Regions from separate parts of the Homo sapiens genome. Here region 2 is linked to region 1. A link is a loop called in an ENCODE intact Hi-C map of the cell type or tissue named here. Cell type or tissue: GM12878. All regions are shown on one strand. Each heading gives the region's core, and the rest is flanking DNA. Links, peaks and the distances in the headings are about the cores only. Region 1 overlaps LINC01949 (long intergenic non-protein coding RNA 1949). Region 2 overlaps MIR4280HG (MIR4280 host gene).

What was found. Hi-C counts contacts between places; a loop is a spot of excess contacts. Peaks named below come from ENCODE experiments on the same cell type or tissue, not always from the same donor. Only the 100,000 strongest peaks of a DNase experiment are listed, where the experiment ranks them.
Region 2: a loop joins it to region 1, with 4 times the contacts of the local background. A loop is called at or near these places in 3 of 110 quality-filtered maps.

What each region holds. Positions count from the first base shown.
Region 1 is chr5:87,225,281-87,235,945 of GRCh38, reverse strand. The region is part of intron 2 of LINC01949 (long intergenic non-protein coding RNA 1949); the gene reads left to right. The region is part of intron 2 of LOC101929380 (a long non-coding RNA gene); the gene reads right to left. Among named protein-coding and RNA genes, the nearest start is that of LINC01949, 8.6 kb to the left of the region's middle. RefSeq lists an enhancer at 4,498-4,867. In GM12878, for the core only: no CTCF peak of the experiment used is centred there; a DNase peak (open chromatin) is centred at 4,645; H3K27ac peaks cover 3,443 bases.
Region 2 is chr5:87,076,621-87,087,285 of GRCh38, reverse strand. All of the region lies in intron 1 of MIR4280HG (MIR4280 host gene), which reads left to right. Among named protein-coding and RNA genes, the nearest start is that of MIR4280, 33 kb to the left of the region's middle. RefSeq lists an enhancer at 3,316-3,365. In GM12878, for the core only: no CTCF peak of the experiment used is centred there; a DNase peak (open chromatin) is centred at 5,575; H3K4me3 peaks cover 974 bases; H3K27ac peaks cover 1,994 bases.

The sequences.
Region 1 (10,665 bases), core at 1,357-9,356:
GACTTGCATGTTTTGAACCATCCTTGCATCCTTGGGATAAATCCCACTTGAACTTGAAGCCAGGCTCAGTGGCACATGCCTGTAGATGCAATATGTGTAGTTGCAACAATCCTCCCACTCCTGACGTGGGAGGATTGCTTGAGCCCAGGAGTTTGAGACCAACTTAGGGAACATAGTAAGAGACCAACTTGGGGAACATATTAAGACCCCATCTAAAAAAATGACAATAAAAATCCAACTCGATCATGTATAATCTTTTTGATATGTTGGTAGATTCAGTTTTCTAATATATTGTTGAGATTTTTTGCATCTATGTTCATCAGGGATATTAGCCTGTAGTTTTCTTTTTTGTTGTATTTTTGTGTAGAATTATAAAAAAAGATCTACACAATATATCTTCTAATTGGAGATTGTGGTTGAAATGTGATCTTTTTATATACAATTGTTTCAAATTAGACATTGAAGTTTTTAATACACTTATTTATAACTGGCATTTAAATTATAACCTCAAACAACAGTATTTACTCAAACTATGATTTTTCGACTATTAGCCAATATGTGGCAGTTAGAATTTTGGCTGTTTCCTGAAAGAAACTTCCCCAAATATCTGTGAAAAGTATTATGAATTAAAGATATATTAATTCTACTGTTTTAAAAATATATTTTATACATAATTAAGGAAATTAAAATTTGTACAATAACAGTCCTACTTTTTGTAAAACAGAAAACTTCAGTTTAAATGCTAAAATGGAAATGATTTAGGTTGGAGATAACTCATATCTGTTGCAGGAAGTATAATTTTTAAATTTTATCTCAATAGGTTTTGGGGGAACAGGTGGTGTTTGGTTACATGAACAAGTTCTTTAGTGGTGATTTCTGAGATTTTGGTGCACCCATCACCTGAGCAGTGTACACTGTATCCAATGTGTAGTCTCCTCACTCCCCTCCCACTCTTTCCCCTGAGTCCCCAAATTCCATTGTATCATTCTTACACCTTTGCATAGAGTAAGTAAAATTTAAATAGATCTCTGATAAAAACATGTATAGTGCTAAATATTTTGAATTAAAGCTTATGATTAATAGCTATACTTAAAAGATAAAATTAGTGGTAGATGATACCCAGGTCATTTGATAGAACAATTTATTTCAAAATGAACAATTTACACCTAAATGCTGAATAAGAAATTAACACATACTGTGAGAGAGGGGTCTTTGCTTCAAAAAGCTTTGCACTCTATCTTCCTAGGAGGTGATTAAAATTAGTTCTCTAAATTTATATTATTTTCCCCATCTATTGGGCTATAACTATCTCTTTCATGTAGGACATTGATGTCTCATGACTTCACCACTACTACGGAGGGAATTGTTGCCATATAGGCATTGACTGTGAAGCTTCTAGAACACCTGTCTCCAAAATGGGGATGTATACTCCCAAGAAGGCATGCAAGTCAATTCTAAATATAGCTAGGTAGAGAGACAGAGATATTAAGCTTTACTTGTGTTTAATATATTAATTGATACTGACAAAATCAGGCTTTTTTGTCTGATGGTCCCATTTTATATACAATATGTAAGGTATGCCTAAGAAACAAATCCCACACAGGATTTACACTGGAAGATTTTACACTGGCACCACATTTATGTAAAATTATGTTACCACATATTGCAATTAAATGTACTTGGTTAAATGGATCAGATGATTATAGTACGTCCTCACTAACATTGTCAGTAGGTTCTTGGAAACTGACTTGAACCAAAACAGTGTACAGCAAAACCGATTTTACCATAGGATAAATATAAACCAAAGTTAAGTATCTATAGCATATTTCTGGTCACAAAACCCACCAAACTTCTAAATAAAGACCAAAACACTTCTAATAATAAACATTGAAATAAATGTGAGCTACACATACATTTAAAGTTAATAAAAACAAGTAAGATAATTATTTACCTGCTTATTCCAGTTCAGGGTTGCCGGTAGCTGGAGCCTTTCCTGGCAGCTCAGTGCTCAAGGCAGGAACCAGCCCTGGAGAGGACACCATCCCATCGCAGAGCACGTTCACATCCACGCTCACTCAGACCAGGACAATTTAGATGTGCCAATTAACCTAATGTGCACATCACTGGGATGTGGGAAGGAACCAGAGTACCCAGAGAAAACCCACACAGACATGGGGAGAACACGCAGGCAGACTCTACACAGATAGTGACCTCAGCCAGGAATACATTTTTTTTCTCATCAACATTGTAACAAAATGACATTGAATCATATACCAGGAGGACCTGCTGTATATCTCCTATGTTACCTGAAATACTTTGTAATTTGAGGAGGTGTTACCATGAGCATATTTTATACAATAAGGGGTTCATTCTTTACCTCAGGAAAAAGTATTTCTATTAACTTGGGTTTAGAGACTGAGGGGAAGGATTATATGTTATATCCTCATCTGTAATGCAATCCTTAGGCCCAGGATGAAGCAAAACAAGAATGTGGCAAGAAATGAGAGAGAGAGCCAATACAAAGCTGCATTAACCAGAATGCCGCTACTAGTGTCAAATGCCATGGCTCAGTCTCATGTGGCCATCTTCTTAGAGGCTTTATAAGTGACTTCATCTTCCCAGGAGAGTCCCTTGGGAGGAGAAATGGGGAAGTAATAATCTTCTGGCCTTCTTCTCTTGGCCAAAACTTGTGATTATTAATTTTATGTGTCAACCTAACTGGGATACCGGATGTCCAGATACATGGTAAAACATTATTAGAGGTGCCTGTGAAGTTATTTCTAGAAGAGATTAGCATTTAAATCAGTAGATCAAGTAAAGCAGATTGTTCTTCCCAGTGTGGATGGGCATCATGCAGTCTGTTGAGGGCCTGAATAGAACAAAAAGGTAGAGGAAGGTTGAATTTGCTCTCTGTGTGACTGCTTGAGCTGAGGCATCAATCTTTTCCCTGAGTGCTCCTGGTTCTCAGGTCTTCAGACCTACCCTGAAATTGGCACCATCAGCTTTCCAGAACTACATTTCTGGCTATAATACATGGGAAAAACAAACCCAAATGTTTTTCAGACTCTGTACTAACATACTCAATCCAACACTTCAGAGGCCAGATGTGTGAGGTTATCTCTCCACACACCAAGCAAGCACTCCTCCAGCAGACACAAGCTGGGTGTCGTGTAGTTCAATTCAATCCTAACACTGTGTACCTGGAGATAACATCAGACCCCACAGGTTGAGTGCTCAGTCCCCCAAGAGTGTCCTCCACTTCAGATGCCAACTGCAAGCCCCAGGTTGTGGCCTGTGCTTCCGACAGAGCAGCCATAAATCAGGGTTCCCATGACTCTCCTTCTCAGTTTCTGTTAACTTACTAGAGGTTCTCACATAACTCAGGGAGACACTTACATTTACCCACTTATTATGAAGGACATTATAAAAAATACAGATGAACAACCAGATGGAAAAGTGTATAGATTAAAGTATGGAAGAAGGGACATGGAGCTTTCATGCTCTCACTGGCACATTACTTTCCAGAAACTTTCACATGTTCAGCTACCCAGAAGCTGTTCCAAACTCTGCCTTTTTGAGTTTTTATGGTGGCTTCATTGCATAGGCATGATTGATTATATCATTGGCCATTGTTGATGGCCAACTCAATCTTCAGCCCCTCTCCCTTCTCCATAGGTTAGGGCTGAAAGTCTCAATCCTCTAATTATGTCTTGGTCTTTCTGGCAACCAGCTCCCATCCTGAAGCTATCTAGGGTTCCACACCTACTGGTTATCTCATTAACATACAAAAGATAATCCATCATTTCTGAAATTCTAAGGGTTTTAGTATCTGTATGCCAGGAAACAGGGAAGAAGACCAGATATATATTTCACAATACCACAATGGCTTTCCTGGGTCTCCAGGTAAATGGCAGAACATAGGACATCTTAGCATAATCTCATGAGCTAATTTCTTACTAATTTCTTATAATACATCTCTCTTTATGTGTACACACATGCACACACACACCCCTATTATAGGTTGGTGCAAAAGTAATTGTGGTTTTACCACTAAAAGTAATGGCAAAAACCGCAATTACTTTTACACCAACCTAATAGTCCTGTTTCTCTGGAAAACCCTAACTAATACAAAGTTTCACCCCATGGAGCTTTGATTCTCCCACATTTTGGACTTGTACATATGTGAATGCCAAGGAATCATGTGGTGGCATCTTATGCCTTAGCATTAAAAGAGAATCCCAGGATGGGAGGAGAGGTGCTAGCAGTTTGTACCTTGTGAAGTCACACAAGTCACACATACCTGTATGTTGCTGCAATGGCTGTTGGAATAAGTACACAGAGTCCCCAAAGACTAGTGAGGCCAAGATGTGTGAGTCATTTTCCATCACACACAAAAAACCCAATTGTTCTAAGTATGTATTTTACCAAGCAGCTTTATAGAAAGAAAAACAAACAAACAAACCAAACAACAACAACAACAAAAAACCTTGGCCAGGCACAGTGGCTTACACCTGTAATCCCAGCATTTTGGGAGATTCAGGCGGGTGGATCCTTTGAGCTTGGGAGTTTGAGATCAGCCTGGGTAATGTGGCGAAACCTCATCTCTACCAAAAATATAAAAACTAGCCAGGTGTGGTGGTGCACGCCTGTAGTCCCAGCTGCTTAGGAAACTGAGGTGGGAAGATTGCCTGAGCCCAAGAGGTAGAGGTTTCAGTGAGCCGTGGGAAGATTGCCTGAGCCCAAGAGGTAGAGGTTTCAGTGAGCCGTGGGAAGATTGCCTGAGCCCAAGAGGTAGAGGTTTCAGTGAGCCAAGATTGTATCACTGCACAACTGTTGCCTGGGCAACAGAGCCAGATCCTGTCTCAAACAACAAAAACAGTCCTTATATTTAATCTCTCACAGATAAAAAAAATAGTATTTTAGCAATTATTAAAAAGTATCTTGTTTTTGAAAGAAATTTGTGCTATGAAAAGGGCATTTTGAATATAAACTGAAAAATTTTCCATTTTTAAGTGATACAGCTAAAAATTATTACAGCTTCTTTAAAATCCCCTTATCAGCATGCCTAACAAGATTTTTCTAATTTATTCTAAATCTTTCACATAAAGAATTCAGTGAGTTTTAAATTCATTTATTACATAAGAATATTATAACTTTTTATTAGTTTATAGAAAAGTTTAGTGACATCAGGATAAATTGATATTTATTATATGAAAGTTATGAAAACTTTTGTATAGTTGCTAAGTAGGATTAAAAAATGAGTATCAGAATTTGGTAAACACAGCCAGAGATACATTTCATTTGCACACAAATGTTTTTGTGAGGTTTCTTTTTCAGTTAGGAAAATCATTAAAATCATGTACTGATGTAAACTAAACTTAGTACCGGACTTTCAAATCACTTGATTCCAAAGTTTAAATCAAGGTTTTTAAAAATAAAGTATTTTCAATTATAAAATGATTAATAATTTTCTAGTGAGAGTAAAGATGTTTGAAATATTAGGCTTAGTTTATTTGATGTATATATTTAATCCTATAAAATTTCTTTTGTAATAACTATCTGCAGAGTAGCATATTTGTGATTTATAAATATTATATGCTCAGAATCCTTGATTGATAAGAGCATATGATTAAAAAATGAAAACACATTGTAGAGTTATTCATAGTCACATATGTATGTAACTGAATATATATGATATATATAATATAAATAAATATATTTAAAATACATATTTATATATAAATATGTATTATATATAAATATATATCATATATTATATATAAATATAAACAAATATATATATATAAAGAGCCATGATACATTGTCTTTAGGACAATATCCTTCCAATCTTAGCTGATCAAGTACTCTGTGTTTTCCTATCCGGTTTTACTACCCATGACTTCTTGGCGGTAATTCCTATCTACCTTCCTAATCATTTCTCTTCATTCACTTAATACTTCAACTACTGACTCACTGCCTTCCTGTACATCTTCATTCCTGTCATTGTTCTTAGTGATTCCAAGAACCATGTAGAAGAAACACTCTGAACTTTAGCTTCTCTATTCCTTGACCTCTCCTCTTTCAATGTTTTCCTCTATCCCACCTTTGCCACCTATCACAAGACCACTGGAACTTATCACCACTAATGAAACCACCTGGTAATTCTTTATTTGAAGCATCCTACTTTATGACCATCACCTCCTGTTCTTCTAATTCATTTACCTGAGTCTTCCATTGCTGCAGTTCTTTAGCCCTATTGTAATCTGCAAACTACTGTTTTCCTTGTTTGAACTTCAGTAGCTTAACATTGGTAGAAAATACTAGGGTGACTGATAACACTTGAAATTCATCACAAAAACTTCAACTAGCCATTCAATACTGCCTACCATTCTTGTATGTTTTTCTAGCAGATTTGCTTTTGACTTTCTCAGATGACAGTTGAAAACCTGCACTTCACCCTTCACACACCTTCCCTGCTTAACTGAGAAAACAGAAGGTATCCGCTGGGCACAGTGACTCAAGCCTGTGATCCCAGCATTTTGGGAGGCTAAAGTGGGAAGATTGCTTGAGCCTAGGAGTTCCAGACCTGCCTGGTCAACATAGCATGATCATGTCCCTATTTAAAAAAAAAAAAATTAGCCAGGCATGGTGAAGCATGCCTATAGTCCCAGCTACTCTGGAGGCTGAGGCAGGAGGATTGCCTGAACCTAGGAGTCCAAATGACTGGGTTTGTGAAGGCTACAGTGAGCCATGACTGTACCACTGTACTTCAACCTGTGCAGCAAAGTGATACCTTGTCTCAAAAAAAAAAAAAAAAAAAAAAAAAAAAAAAAAAAAAAAGAAGAAGCAGAAGAAAAAAAAGAAAGAAAAGGGAAAAGAAAATAGAAAACATTGAAGGTAAACTCCCTCATCTTCCCACACGAAATCTAACCAAACAGAAACTTTGTCCTTTTTGTTACAGTGAAGGAAATATCTCTGCCATTATCAAATGCAAATCTTCCTATTTTTCTCTGGATTTAATCCCCTCTTGCTTGTCATGGACTAGGAGTATTTGCTCCTCTGCTCCTCTATCTAGCAGCATCACTCTCACCCTTTCTGTTAGATCATACCTATTAACGTATCTGACATGCCCCATGTTAAAAAAAAAAAAAAGTAAACACACTTCTGTTGATTCCATCTTATTTTCTGGATACTGCCCTATTACTTTTAATTCTTCTATTTAACATCTTAAACATGTTATCAATGTTCACTATCACCACTTTCTTTCTTCCAATTAATTATTCACCCCATTCTAATGTAGCTTCTGTTTCCACCTCTGCAGTGAGGTGGACCTTTGTCAAGGTCTCCCACAGTCTCTGCATTGCCAAACCCAACTCCTCTCTTCCTACCTCATTTGATGCCTTGGCAGCATTAGACCCAGCAAAACACTCTCCTTAAAGCCTTTCTTCCCTTGGCTCTGTGACATCATCGTCCTGGTTTTCCTCTTACCTCACTGTTACTCCTTCTCTCTTTGCCAAGCCTCAGAGCTAGTCTCTTTTCAATTCTATCAGAGCTTTCTCCCTAAGTGATCTTATTTAGTCTCATGGATTTAAGTAACTTGTACTGTATACACTCATGGTTTTCAAAATTAATTTCTAGCCCAATGACCCAAACTGAGCTTTTGACTTTCTTCACAAACCTAGTTATTTGCAACTCTCTCTCATCTCAGTATATGGCACCCTTATTCATCCATTTTCTAAAATAACACTCAGGTATCAGCTTTAATTTTTCTCTTTCTGCAATTCCCTACATCCAATTCATCATCCAGTTCATTTTTTTCTACCACCAAAAAATATCTCAGGTTTTACCACTTCCCTCTATCTACATACCACCATTCAAAATTAATTCACTACAATCTCTTTCTGTACTATGTGAAATAGATTTCTTTGCTTCTTCTCTTGCCCTTCTCCAAAAAAAATTTGTCTTCACATAGCAATCAGTAATCACTTAGAAACATGAATCAGGAATCATTTTTTTCTTAGATTAATTCAGTGGTTTCTCATTGTCCTTAGAATATGTCCATTCTTCTTACAATGGCCTGTCTGGATGATGTGGCTCCTGTATACCTATACAATGTTACCTTCTACCCTTTATATTCTCCCTTAATTATTTTATGGCAATCCAATTGGCCTCTCTTCTGTTTTTCAAATTCCCAAGGTGCTTTCTGATGCCAAGGCATTTGCACTTCCTGTTCTCTTTGTCTGCAAAGCTCTTAAGTATTTTTGCATAGCTAGCTCATTTTCATCCTTCAGGTCTCAGCCTAAATACTATCTCCTCAGAGTTCTTAATTGACTGCTCAAGACCCACTTGCACTGAATATAATTATTCTTTATTTCGTCTTCCTTCTTTCATCTTCATTCATACCACTTCTCATGATCTGTATTTGGCTTTTCTATTATTTCTTGTTTGTGACATGCCAAAAATGTAAGTTCTATGCAGGTAGAGATTGTATCATGTTCATTATCCTAACCTTGGGATCTAGTACAATGTCTGGCACAAGATAAATTTTGAATATTTATGAACAAACAAAAGAAGGCTTCTTTTTCCTTGTCTTACTTTATGCTCTCACTATTCACATTTTTTCAGTTTACCCTCTGGTAACCATCTGTATTAGGCAGTCAGGATGCAAAAACAAAATACCACAGGCTGGGTGGCTTAAACAACATAAATTAATTTTCTCTCAGTCTGGAAGCTGGAAATTCCAAGATCAAGGTTCTGGCCATTTTGGTGTCTGGGGAGGTCTCCCTTCCTGGCTACATTCTCCATATACCTCACGGCCTTTTTTCTTGGTGTGTGCACCTTGCAGTGAGGGAAGGGGAAGGGGGGTTTCTGGTGTCTCTTCTTATGAAGACACTAATCTTAGAAGATTACGACTCCATACTCCTTACCTCATCTAACTTTAATTACTTCTTAGAGGCCCCACCTCCAGATACAGCAATATTGGGAATTAAGGCCTCAGCATATGAATTTTGGGGGGACACATCATCATCTTTTCATTACTGATTTCACTCACACAGACAAAGTGTGCATGGAGGAGCCTCTGTCTACTGAACTCTTAGATAGTTCTTATTTAAGCACATTCACGGTTTTTTGTTATTTTTATATAGACATATGCCTTGGTTTGCATTTTAGTATACATTTCCTTTCCCTACTCCACACAGAGCTCTTTAAGTAGTGATTCCATATATGTTTACTGATTGACTAAATCTACATCCACATTTCCATTTACAAACGTTCACCCAACATCCAATTCTTTATCACCAACTGCTGATTATGTTTACACTTGGATTATCCATTTTTGTCTCAAATTTGTTGTGTCCCAAACTTATTTGCCCAACCACCAGCAAGCTTTCTCTTTGTCACTGCATTACATTCTCCTGACAATAGAGGCCTAAAACTTTGGCATAATCTATGACTCATTCATTAGTTTTCATCTGCTTTATCTAATTAATCACTAACCCAGTTATTATTTCCTTTAAAATCTTGCATAAAATGTTTCTTCCTCTAGAATATTTCTGTCATTTTAAAAATAAACTTTTTTATTTAAGGGATTTATATTTACCGAAAATTGCAAAGAGAATAGAGAAATCTCTTTTATCCTTCATGCAGTTTTTCCTGTTATTAGCATCTTAACATTAGTATGGTATATCTGGCAGAACTAATCAAACAACACTGATGCATTATTATTAACTAAAGTTCATACTTCATTCATACCTCCTTGGTTTTTACCTAATTTCTTTTCTATTTCATAATCTTACCCAGGATATTACATTGCATTTAGTTGTAATGTCTTCTTAAGCTTCTTTTGGCTGTGATAGTTTCCCAGATTTTCTTTGTTATAGATGACCTTTAGAGTTTTAAGGAGTACTGGTTAGGTATTTTTTAGAATGTCTTTCAGTGGGTTTGTATGTAGTTTTTCTTATGACTATACTGGGGTTATAAGTTTTGGGGAGAAAGACTACAGAGATAAAGTGCCATTCTCATCATGTATCAGGAGTGCATGCTGTCAACATGATTATTGTTGCTAATGTTAACCTTGATTACCTGGCTGAGGTGGTGTTTGTTAGATTTCTCCATCGTAAAGTTATTCTCTTTCTCCCTTTCTGTACTGTATTCTTTGGAAGGAAGCTATTATATGCAGCCCACACTTAAGAAGTGGGTAGTTATGCTCCCCTCTTTGAGAACAGAGTTTCTTTAGGAATTACTTGAATTTTTACATAGAAATTGGTCTATTCTTGCCTATTTATTCAATTATTTATTTTTATCAGTGTGAACTCAGGGATATTTATATTATACTTTGAGTTATAATACAATGCTGTTATTTACTTCATTCCTCAAATTGTTCCAGCTCTAGCCATTGGAAGCTCTTTCACTCAGCTCCTATGTTCCTTTGACATACCTCATTTTTTTTTCTTTTAAACATTTCCTTACATCCTGGCACTATAAGATGCTCTAGGGTCATCTTGTATATTTCCTGTCTGTATTGGTTTCCTATTGTTATTGTAACAAGTTACCATAAACTTAGTAGATTAAAACAACACAAATTCATTATCTTGTTATTCTGATGGTAAGAATTCCAAAATGGGTCTCACTGGGCTAAAATTGAGGTATACAAAGGGCTGCATT
Region 2 (10,665 bases), core at 1,396-9,395, 150 kb after region 1:
CAGGTTGTTCAGTTTCCATGTAGTTGAGCAGTTTTGAGTGAGTTTCTTAACCCTGAGTTCTAGTTTGATTGCACTGTGGTCTGAGAGATAGTTTGTTATAATTTCTGTTCTTTTACATTAGCTGAGGAGTGCTTTACTTCCAACTATGTGGTCAATTTTGGAATAAGTGTGATGTGGTGCTAAGAAGAATGTATATTTTGTTGATTGGGGGTGGAGAGTTCTGTAGATGTCTATTAGGTCCACTTGGTGCAGAGCTGAGTTCAATTCCCGGATATCCTTGTTAACTTTCTGTTTCGTTGATCTGTCTAATGTTGACAGTGGGGTGCTAAAGTCTCCCATTATTATTGTGTGGGAGTCTAAGTCTCTCTGTAGGTCTCTAAGGACTTGCTTTATGAATCTGGGTACTCCTGTATTGGGTGCATATATATTTAGGATAGTTAGCTCTTCTTGTTGAATTGATCCCTTTACCACTATGTAATGGCCTTCTTTGTCAATTTTGATCTTTGTTGGTTTAAAGTCTATTTTATCAGAGACTAGGATCGCAACCCCTGCCTTTTTTTGTTTTCCATTTGCTTGGTAGATCTTCCTTCATCCGTTTATTTTGAGCCTATGTGTGTCTCTCCACCTGAGATGGGTCTCCTGAATAGAGCACACTGATGGCTCTTGACTCTTTATCCAATTTGCCAGTCTGTGTCTTTTAATTGGAGCATTTAGCCCATTTACATTTAAGGTTAATATTGTTATGTATGAATTTGATACTGTCATGATGTTAGCTGGTTATTTTGCTCATTAGTTGATGCAGTTGCTTCCTAGCATCGAAGATCTTTACAGTTTGGCATGTTTTTGCAGTGGCTGGTACCAGTTGTTCCTTTCCATGTTTAATGCTTTCTTCAGGAGCTCTTGCAGAGCAGGCCTGGTGGTGACAAAATCTTTCAGCATTTGCTTGTCTGTAAAGGATTTTATTTCTCCTTCACTAACGAAGCTTGATTTGGCTGGATATGAAATTCTGGGTTGAAAATTCTTTTCTTTAAGAATGTTGAATATTGGCCACCATTCTCTTCTGGCTTGTAGAGTTTCTGCCAAGAGATCCACTGTTATTCTGATGGGCTTCCCTTTGTGGATAACCCGACCTTTCTCTCTGACTGCCCTTAACATTTTTTCTTTCATTTCAACTTTGGTGAATCTGACAATTATGTATCTTGGAGTTGCTCTTCTCGGGAATATCTTTGTGGCATTCTCTGTATTTCCTGATTTGAATGTTGGCCTGCCTTGCTAGGTTGGGGAAGTACTCCTGGATAATATCCTGCAGAGTGTTTTCCAGCTTGGTTCAATTCTCTCCGTCACTTTCAGGTACACCAATCAGACGTAGATTTGGTCTTTTCACATAGTCCCATATTTCTTGGAGGCTTTGTTCATTTCTTTTTCCTCTTTTTTCTCTAAACTTCTCTTCTTGTTTCATCTTATTCATTTGATCTTCAATCACTGATACCCTTTCTTCCAGTTGATCGAATCGGCTACTGAAGCTTGTGCATTCATCATGTAGTTCTCACGTCATGGTTTTCAGCTCCATCTGGTCATTTAAGGACTTCTCTACACTGGTTATTCTAGTTAGCCATTCATCTAATCTTTTTTCAAGGTTTTTAGCTTCTTTGTGATGGTTTCGAACTTCCTCCTTTAGCTCGGAGAGGTTTGATAGACTGAAGTCTTCTCTCAACTCGTCAAAGTCATTCTCCATCCAGCTTTGTTCTGTTGCTGGTGAGGAGCTGCATTCCTTTGGAGGGGGAGAGGTGCTCTGATTTTTAGAATTTTCAGCTTTTCTGCTCTGTTTTTTCCCCATCTTTGTGGTTTTATCTACCTTTGGTCTTTGATGATGGTGACGTACAGATGGGGTTTTGGTGTGGATGTCCTTTTTGTTTGTTAGTTTTCCTTCTAACAGTCAGGATCCTCAGCTGCAGATCTGTTGGAGTTTGCTGGAGGTCCACTCCAGACACTGTTTGCCTGGGTACCAGCAGTGGAGGCTGCAGAACAGCAAATATTGCTGAACATCAAATGTTGCTGCCTGATCGTTCCTCTGGAAGCTTCGTCTCAGAGGGGTACCCGGCCATGTGAGGTGTCAGTCTGCCCCTACTGGAGGGTGCCTCCCAGTTAGGCTACTTGGGGGTCAGGGACCACTTGAGGAGGCAGTCTGACTGTTTTCAGATCTCAAACTCCGTGCTGGGAGAACCACTACTCTCCTCAAAGCTGTCAGACAGGGACATTTAAGTCTGCAGAGGTTTCTGCTCCCTTTTGTTTGGCTATGCCCTGCCCCCAGAGGTGGAGTCTACAGAGGCAGGCAGTCCTCCTTGAGCTGCGGTGGGCTCCACCCAGTTCAAGCTTCCTGGACGCTTTGTTTACCTACTCAAGCCTCAGCAATGGCGGATGCCCCTCACCCAGGCTTGCTGCCGCCTTGCAGTTTGATCTCAGACTGCTGTGCTAGCAATGAGTGAGGATCTGTGGGCATGGGACCCTCTGAACCAGGCGCAGGATATAATCTCCTGGTGTGCTGTTTGCTAAGACTGTTGGAAAAGTGCAGTATTAGGGTGGGAGTGACCCGATTTTCCAGGTGCCATCTGTCACAGCTTCCCTTGGCTAGGAAAGGGAATTCTCTGACCCCTTGCACTTCCCAAGTGAGGCGATGCCTCATCCTGCTTTCGCTCATGCTCACTGGGCTGCACCCACTGTCCTACACCCACTGTCTGACAAGCCCCAGTGAGATGAACCCGGTACCTCAGTTGGAAATGCAGAAATCACACATCTTCTGCGTTGCTCACGTTGGGAGCTGTAGAGTGGAGCTGTTCCTATTTGGCCATCTTGGAACCACCCTCTTCCATGCTGAATTTTCTTTTAGACAATTAAGGAAATGTGAACTACAGACATTTATTAAACTATAACATCCTGAGAGCAAACATATGTACCTCTCCCAAAGACAAATATTAACAATCAGGAGTAGCAAAGTTCAAACCCATATTGAAAAATAAATTTTCTTTAATAAACAAATCCCAGTTTCCTTCCTGTGGAGTCAGTGTACCAGTAGGCTTTTACTGAATTACAAACTAGAACAAAACTTAGTGGCTTAAAACAGCTGTTTATTTAGCTTATGATTCTGTGTGTTGGTGATTTGGGCTGGGATTATCTGGTCACTTTGCTCCTGATTGCAGCTTATGGGTTCTCACTTCTGTGTCTGATGTCAGTTGTCAGCTTGATTGGGGCACAGTTTCACATGTCAGGTAGTTAGCTCCTTGTTATGTGGGGTGATAGGACAGCCTAGGTGACATGTCTCTCATCAGCTAGCACAACTGTTCACATCCCATCCTCCAGCAAGCCTATTCTCAGCCTCCAGCATGCTTATTCAGAAGGACTTATATACATGGCAGCTGATGGGTTCCCAGAACAACCAGAAGGCAAGTCCCAAAGTGCAAGCACTTTTCAACCCTCTCCTTGTGTCACTTGCTGAAGTAAGTATCCTTGAGTAACGCAAGTCAAACAGCCAACCTAGATTTAAGGGGTGGAGAAAAAGGCTACCTCTATTAATGGGAGGATATACAAAGTTACGAGAAAAAAACACGGATGTGGGGAGAGGGAAAATTTGCGGCCATTTAAAAAAACAGCAAGACCTGTTTTTGTGCAGAGTAGAAAGTGTTTTCTCTTGCTTAGAATTTACCAGAATGAGAGAGGGAGAACATTATGCTTTAATGGGTGGTCCCTTTTATAGCCCTGGAAGGTGCCCAAGTTGACAGTTCTTTACTTCTCTGCAAGTCTCCCTCCAACAACAGGGAAGGAATGAGACTGGGGAAAGAAAAGAATTGCCCAATTTTTCTCATTGTCATTGATATTGATGTAGCCAAGACAATAAAAATGTTAAGACCAAATAAAATAGTCTGATTTTGTCATGTTTTAAATTGTGGAGGGTCACAATTTATGACCCCCTTTATCAGAATGGGAGAGTTGAAGTGGCTGTTTAGCTGCATAAAACAACCAATTGATTGTGTTTTTTTTCTTCACTTTTTTTACCTGTACAAAAATACTTAGGCAAGCCATACACTCATATCTAAAGCCAAATAGATATATCAGTAACAGAAAGCTGACACAGTTTGAAAGATTCCAGAATTTCTTGGGTTAAGAAATTATGCCCTAAAACACCAATTAAAAGACAAATGTATTTCTATAGAGTGAGTACTGAGGAAATTAAATATATAGATAAAAAACCCAATGATTTGATACAATGGAATCCAGTACAGAAAAAATTTTATGAAGAAGATAGAAGGAAAATATGATGATATATTACATTGATATGTCAATAAGAAGTCATGGGTTCTGAATATATATGGAATTTTAAGAAAGGGGAAAATTCATACTATATACATAATTGACTTCCTATTTCTGCCTAGGCATGTATGTTCTCACATGATCAAATTTTGCATGTACATTTTCTCCTAATTTGGTACTTAAATTTCACCTTTCAAAAATAATTTGTGTGACAGTAATAGAGGAGTAAATAATGTCACCAAATAGTATTCAAACATGTAAGCATCACTAATGAAGACACATTTTGAGCACATTTTTTTCTTGTATTTAAAGGATAATAGTACTTATTGCTTTTGACTCTCATATATTTGCAAAAAAAATTTTTAAAGTCTATAGAAAAACTGATGGGACACATGCTGTTGGGTGATAATCTCATAAAACCTCTCAGTAAGAGCGATGGATGGATGGCCAGAGTCTACCCTTTATGTATTTGTATATCCCTCTATTCTTGTCATTATATTAAAAACTACAGAACATTTATTACATGAAGATACTGTTAGCAAATATACATGTTGAGCTAATGAGGCTTGTGCCCTATACTCTTGCAGTTTATAATATACCAGAGTCCATTGAATATATCCCACAGACGTATAATCAAGTAGATAACCAGTAAGTTGAATAAGTACAAAAATGAAGTTGGGAAGTTATACATGAGTAACAAACTGAATGTACTTTATGGGATTTCTGGTGAGAAGACCACATCCTACATGCATGTTTAGACCTCCTAGGATGGTAATAAATGACTACCTTTCTGAAAGAGTGAAGGGTTTATGGAAGAGATAGTATTTCATGAGTTCTTCCTATGAAAGGAGGGGAGGGTATGGTCCTCTGACAGAAACTCTAGGCTCTTTACTTTTCTGATACTGTGGTGGTTTGAGAGTAGCCTTTCATCTTAGTCTTGAATTCTTAAGTATCTTTATATTGACATTAAATTGAAAATGGGCATAAAATTACATAATTGGAAAACACATAAATAGTTACAACTGAAAGTAGTTTTGGGTGCCTCTGTCCCTTCTTCTGTCTGCTTCAATGCAAATACATACATGTTTCTGACTCCTTTCCTTCCATTTGTGACATTCTAAGTCAGAGAAAGCTCTTTTTACTGAAAACTGCCCAGACCACCCTGCCCCTGAGGAATTTTATGTTCTAGGATCTAGTTTCCTTGTACATATGTAGGCAGCTCTTGCTTTTATCTTCTCAGCTAAATTAGTTCCTGCATGTTGAAAAAGGGGAAGTGGTGAACCGCCCCCACGGAAGACTTTATTTGGTTTTTAAAAGCAGGTTTGTTACGATCCTGTTGTGGTTATTATAGAAGACAATTTTAGCACTTTGAGCTGTGTGTTTTCCAGAGGAAGTGTTTAAAGAATTTTGCAAAATGTTGGTTAACATTTCAGCCTTGAAAGTTGTTAAAGGTCAGGATATGTTTTGTTATTAAGTTTGAGAGAATAGTTGGGGAATTTAAGTGACAGGAATAAATAAGGAAATATATCACAGTTCATGCATTTCCACACTTTCTCATTCCTACATCTTACTATCCAATATATACTGAACATTCTTTGCATGTCATTTCTTTTCCAACGGAATTCTTTGTTGGATACAACTGAAAGGGTTTTTCAAACTGTTAGTGGCTGATAATTTTACATGCAAACAATAGCACAATGTCATACTGGTGAAAGGAAGCACTGATAAATGTCTCGATATTTCTTAAATTATGGACCTATGTGGCTTATATTTCCACATATGCGAAATTCCTTGATGCAATACAGTCTTACTGCTTAAGACACATATCACTGTAATAATCTATTTGTTGGTGCTATGATGTTATAACCTGAAATTCCATACATATTATTAAAAGAAATCTAAATAGGTAAATTTGTGTCTTGACAATGAAAGAGATAATAATGTCTTACAAAGTTTTATAGTTTTTAGTTGCATTCTTTAAACCATTCATTTTAATTTTAAATTAACTTTTTGGTTATTACCAAGGAATTTGTTGTTTTGGTACATGTAGAAAAATTATATGTAAAGCAATATTACTGCTTTAGTTCCTGGAATATGGCAGGTGCTCAGTTAAACTTGTAGAATATATTATAGCCAAACAACTCATGGTTTGAAGGAAATGTTAAATCTCTATAAGGCCTAAAAAGTCTTTCTAAGGGATTGAAAGAGGAAATTAGAAAGAACCTCAAAATATCAGTGACTGGCAATCCAGTAATCAAAGGACATATTACTATACATATCATTTACATTTCAGAAATAATATTAATTGGGTATTTGCCAGTAGTCCTTATTTAGGCAGGGAAGAAAAAAATTCTCCTAATAGCAATTATACTGTACTTAATAAGCTCCTGCTATGGGCCAGTCAATGTGCTAAGTGATTCACAAATAGTATCTTAATCCTAAAAATAACTAGATGAGGCAGATAATAATATTTCCTCCATTTCACAGATGAAAACAGAGAGCAATTACATAAATTTCTTGTCTTTAAAGTAATGAGTAGAGAAGCCAGGATTTGAACTCAGGCACTTTCCAAACATAAACATTGTGATACACTCTACAATACTAAAAAAGTTAATTTGTGTATTCCAGTGGAGACCACATTGTTACTAGCTATTGTCAAACCTGAAATATTAGTACTGAAGCTCTACTCTATGTTTTGCAGAACTCATCACCTTTATTGATTAACTATGTGCTCATTCCTTTCACTTTGTAGAATTCTATTTCTGTGCTGGTTTGCACAATAGCTTAAATGTTTTCTTTTTTTTTTTTTTTTTTTTTGAGATGGAGTTTCATTCTGTCGCCCAGGCGGGAGTGCAGTGGTACAATCTTGGCTCACTGCAACTTCTGCCTCCCAAGCTCAAGTGATTCTCCTGCCTCAGCCTCCTGAGTAGTTGGGATTACAGGTGTGTGCCACCACCACCTGGATAATTTTTGTATTTTTAGTAGAAATAGGGTTTTACCATGTTGGCCAGGCTAGTCTTGAACTCCTCACCTCAAATGATCCGCCTGCCTCGGCCTCCCAAAGTGCTGGGATTACAGGGAGTAGGTCAAATTTTTGAAAGTACTTTGTTCTCCACTACCTTTATTCCTCTCACCCCACTTAGAGAACTGTGTAGGTTTCAAAGTAGAATTCTACCCGCTTATAGTTTATTACATTTTTTTCTTAAGTGTACAACTTTCTATAGCAACTCAAACAAGTGGCATTTCTCAAGGGAAAGTGTTGAATACAGTAATTATTTTAAAAAATAGTACAGAAAGTGTTGACAAGACCTCCATCTCTATGGAGAATAGTACTAGAGTAAGCACATAGTAAGTATAAGATAATACTTGTGTTAGCAAACAAGAAAAGTAGTACTGCAAGGTAGCCTCTATTCGCTAGTTTGTGATTCTAGGATTGGTTGTTGCAAATCTCGCTTTAAGGCAGGCTTTTTTCCACTGCTTGTTCCTTTCACTTAAGATTTACTTGCATAGCTTCCCTAGCCACATGGCCCACTGTGATAGCTCAGCAGATTCTGCTCTGGCTGGCTCCACCTCAGTTCTTCCTTCTCTATCTCTAATCTCTCAATGCATAACTCAAGATTCAGCATCCTGCTTTCCATTTGTGACATTTTAATCCACTGCCCCCATTTCCTGTCTTAGTCCTTTATTTTAGGTTATATCAGTGATTAAGAAAAACCAGCATTTAATTCATTATCACAGTTTTCACATTTAGTTTTGTTTCTTTTCATTTCATTTAACAGTATGCATTGCGTTTTTGGCAAACTACATTAAAAGCTCCTCAGAACTAGAATGTTTTTTTTTTTTTTTTCCATTGATGGCGATTTAGGGAAGTATTGAGTGCTCATAGTCATTGCTTTAAATTATAGTAAATAAAAAAATAAAGTCCCACCCCATTCTTATCCAAGGCCACATTTCTCAACCTCTCCATTTCTCTCAGTAGGTTCTGGTAGTATTCTGTAGGCATCTCTATTTTGAAAGGATTGTTGGAGTCACTTTTCATGTGTTCTTTTACTCTTCCATATCCAGTCTATTAGGGACTTGGGTTTCCTCCTTTTTCAGTGTTTCTCAAATTTACCCTTTCATTTCCTTTTCAAGTGTCCTATTGGTCATATCTTTATGACAACATGTCTGAATATTTGATTTAGCCTTATGGCTAATATGCATGACTTAAGTCATCCTTTTCTAAACCTAACCTGCATAGTGTCCTAAAACATGTCTTCCATTGTGTCAGCTCCTCTTATAGAACCTATAATGTTGTATTGAGATCAATTTCAAGTTTTTGGCTATGTACACAAGACGGAGACTACCTGACCTATATAGATTTATTTTTCATTGCTCCCTAATCTATGCAGTCTAATTTGCCCAGATTAATTTCACTCATTGTCTCTTCACACATACTATACTCATTCCTATTTCTCTTATTTTGAATGAGTTGTTTCAGGGGATTCAGGATGTCTTGGCTACTATCCTTTGCTTACACACCAATTAGATCTTCCTGTGTGCTTCCTGAAACGTTACCTAGACACTCAATCCTATATACAGATGCTCCTCCACTTATGATGGGACTGCATCCCAATAAATTTATCCTACGTTGAAAATATTGTAAGAGGAAAATGCATTTAACACACCTAATGGCCAGGCGCAGTGGCTCACACCTGTAATCCCAGCACTTTGGGAGGCCGAGGTGGGCAGATCACGAGGTCAGGAGTTTGAGACCAGCCTGACCAACATGCTGAAACCCCATCTCTACTAAAAATACAAAAATTAGCCAGGTGTGATTATGCACACCTGTAATCCCAGCTACTCAGGAGGCTGAGGCAGGAGAATCGCTTGCATCCAGGAGGTGAGGTTGCAGTGAGCCGAGATCATACCACTGCACTCCAGCATGGGCAACAGAGCGAGACTCCATCTTAAAAAATAATACACCTAACATATCAAACATCCTAGCTCATCCTAGCCTACCATAAATGTGCTTAGAACACTTAAATTAGTCTACAGTTGGGCAAAATAATCTAACACAAAGCCTATTCTAATATCTCATATAATTTATTGAATACTGTTCTGAAAGTGAAAATCAGAATGATTGTATGGGTACTTGAAGTAGAGTTTCTACTGAATAAACATTGCTTTTGTATCATCAAAAAGTCAAAAAATTATAAGTTAAATCATTATCACTGGGGGCCATCTGTATATACATATGATGATATATATCCCATCATTAAGTGATACATGACTGTGTACTATATACTTAAGCAGTATATATATAGAGTACATATAGTTTTGTACTATATATAGAGAGAGTAATGGATCACTTAATGATGGGGAATATGTTCTGAGAAATTAGTCATTAGGCAATTTCATTTTTGTATGAGTATCATAGAGTATATTTACATAAACCTAGATGGCATAGTCTATACACATATAGGCTATATGGTATAGCCTATTGCTCCTAGGCTACAAACCTGTACGACATATTAATAAAAAGGTACAGCATTTTACTATACCTTTTCTGTGTTTAAATACACAAATACTATTGTATTACAATTACGTATAGTACTGAATACTATATTACAATTATGTACTGTATTACAATAGTAATGGTACTATACCATAGTTAATTGTAATACAGTATATAATTGTAATATAGAATTCAATACTATAGGTAATTATAATACAATAGTATTTGTGTATCTAAACATAGAAAAGGCATAGTAAAAATATGATACAAAAGGTTTTTAAAGTGGTCCACCTGTTTAGGGCACTTACCATGAACAGAGCTTGCAGGACTGCAAGTTGCTCTGGATGAGTCACTCCCTGAGTGAGTAGTGAGTGAATGGTGTGAGTGAGTGAGTGAATGTGAAGGCCTAGGACATTATTGTACGCTACTGTAAACTTTATAAACAATGTACGTTTAGGTAACTCTAAATTTATTTAAAAAGTTTTCTTTCTTTAATAACCTTAGCTTACTGTAACTTTTTTAGTTTATAAACTTTTAAATGGTTTTAAACCTTTTGACTATTTCATAATAACACTTAAACACAAATACATTGTGCAGCTGTACAAAAATATTTTCTTTATATCCTTTGTATCTTGACATCCCTATTCCACGTACCTTTTCTATTTTTAATTTTCTTTTATTTTATAACTATTTTGCTAAAAATGTAGACACAAACACACATCTTGGCCTGGGCCTATGCTGGTGGAAAATACCACTGTTTACCACTTCTACCTGTTGTCCTGGGACATATTGCCCCTGAAGGCCTTCCGGGACCTTCATGTTGTCCTGGAACATATTGCCCCTGAAGGCCTTCCGGGGGCAAT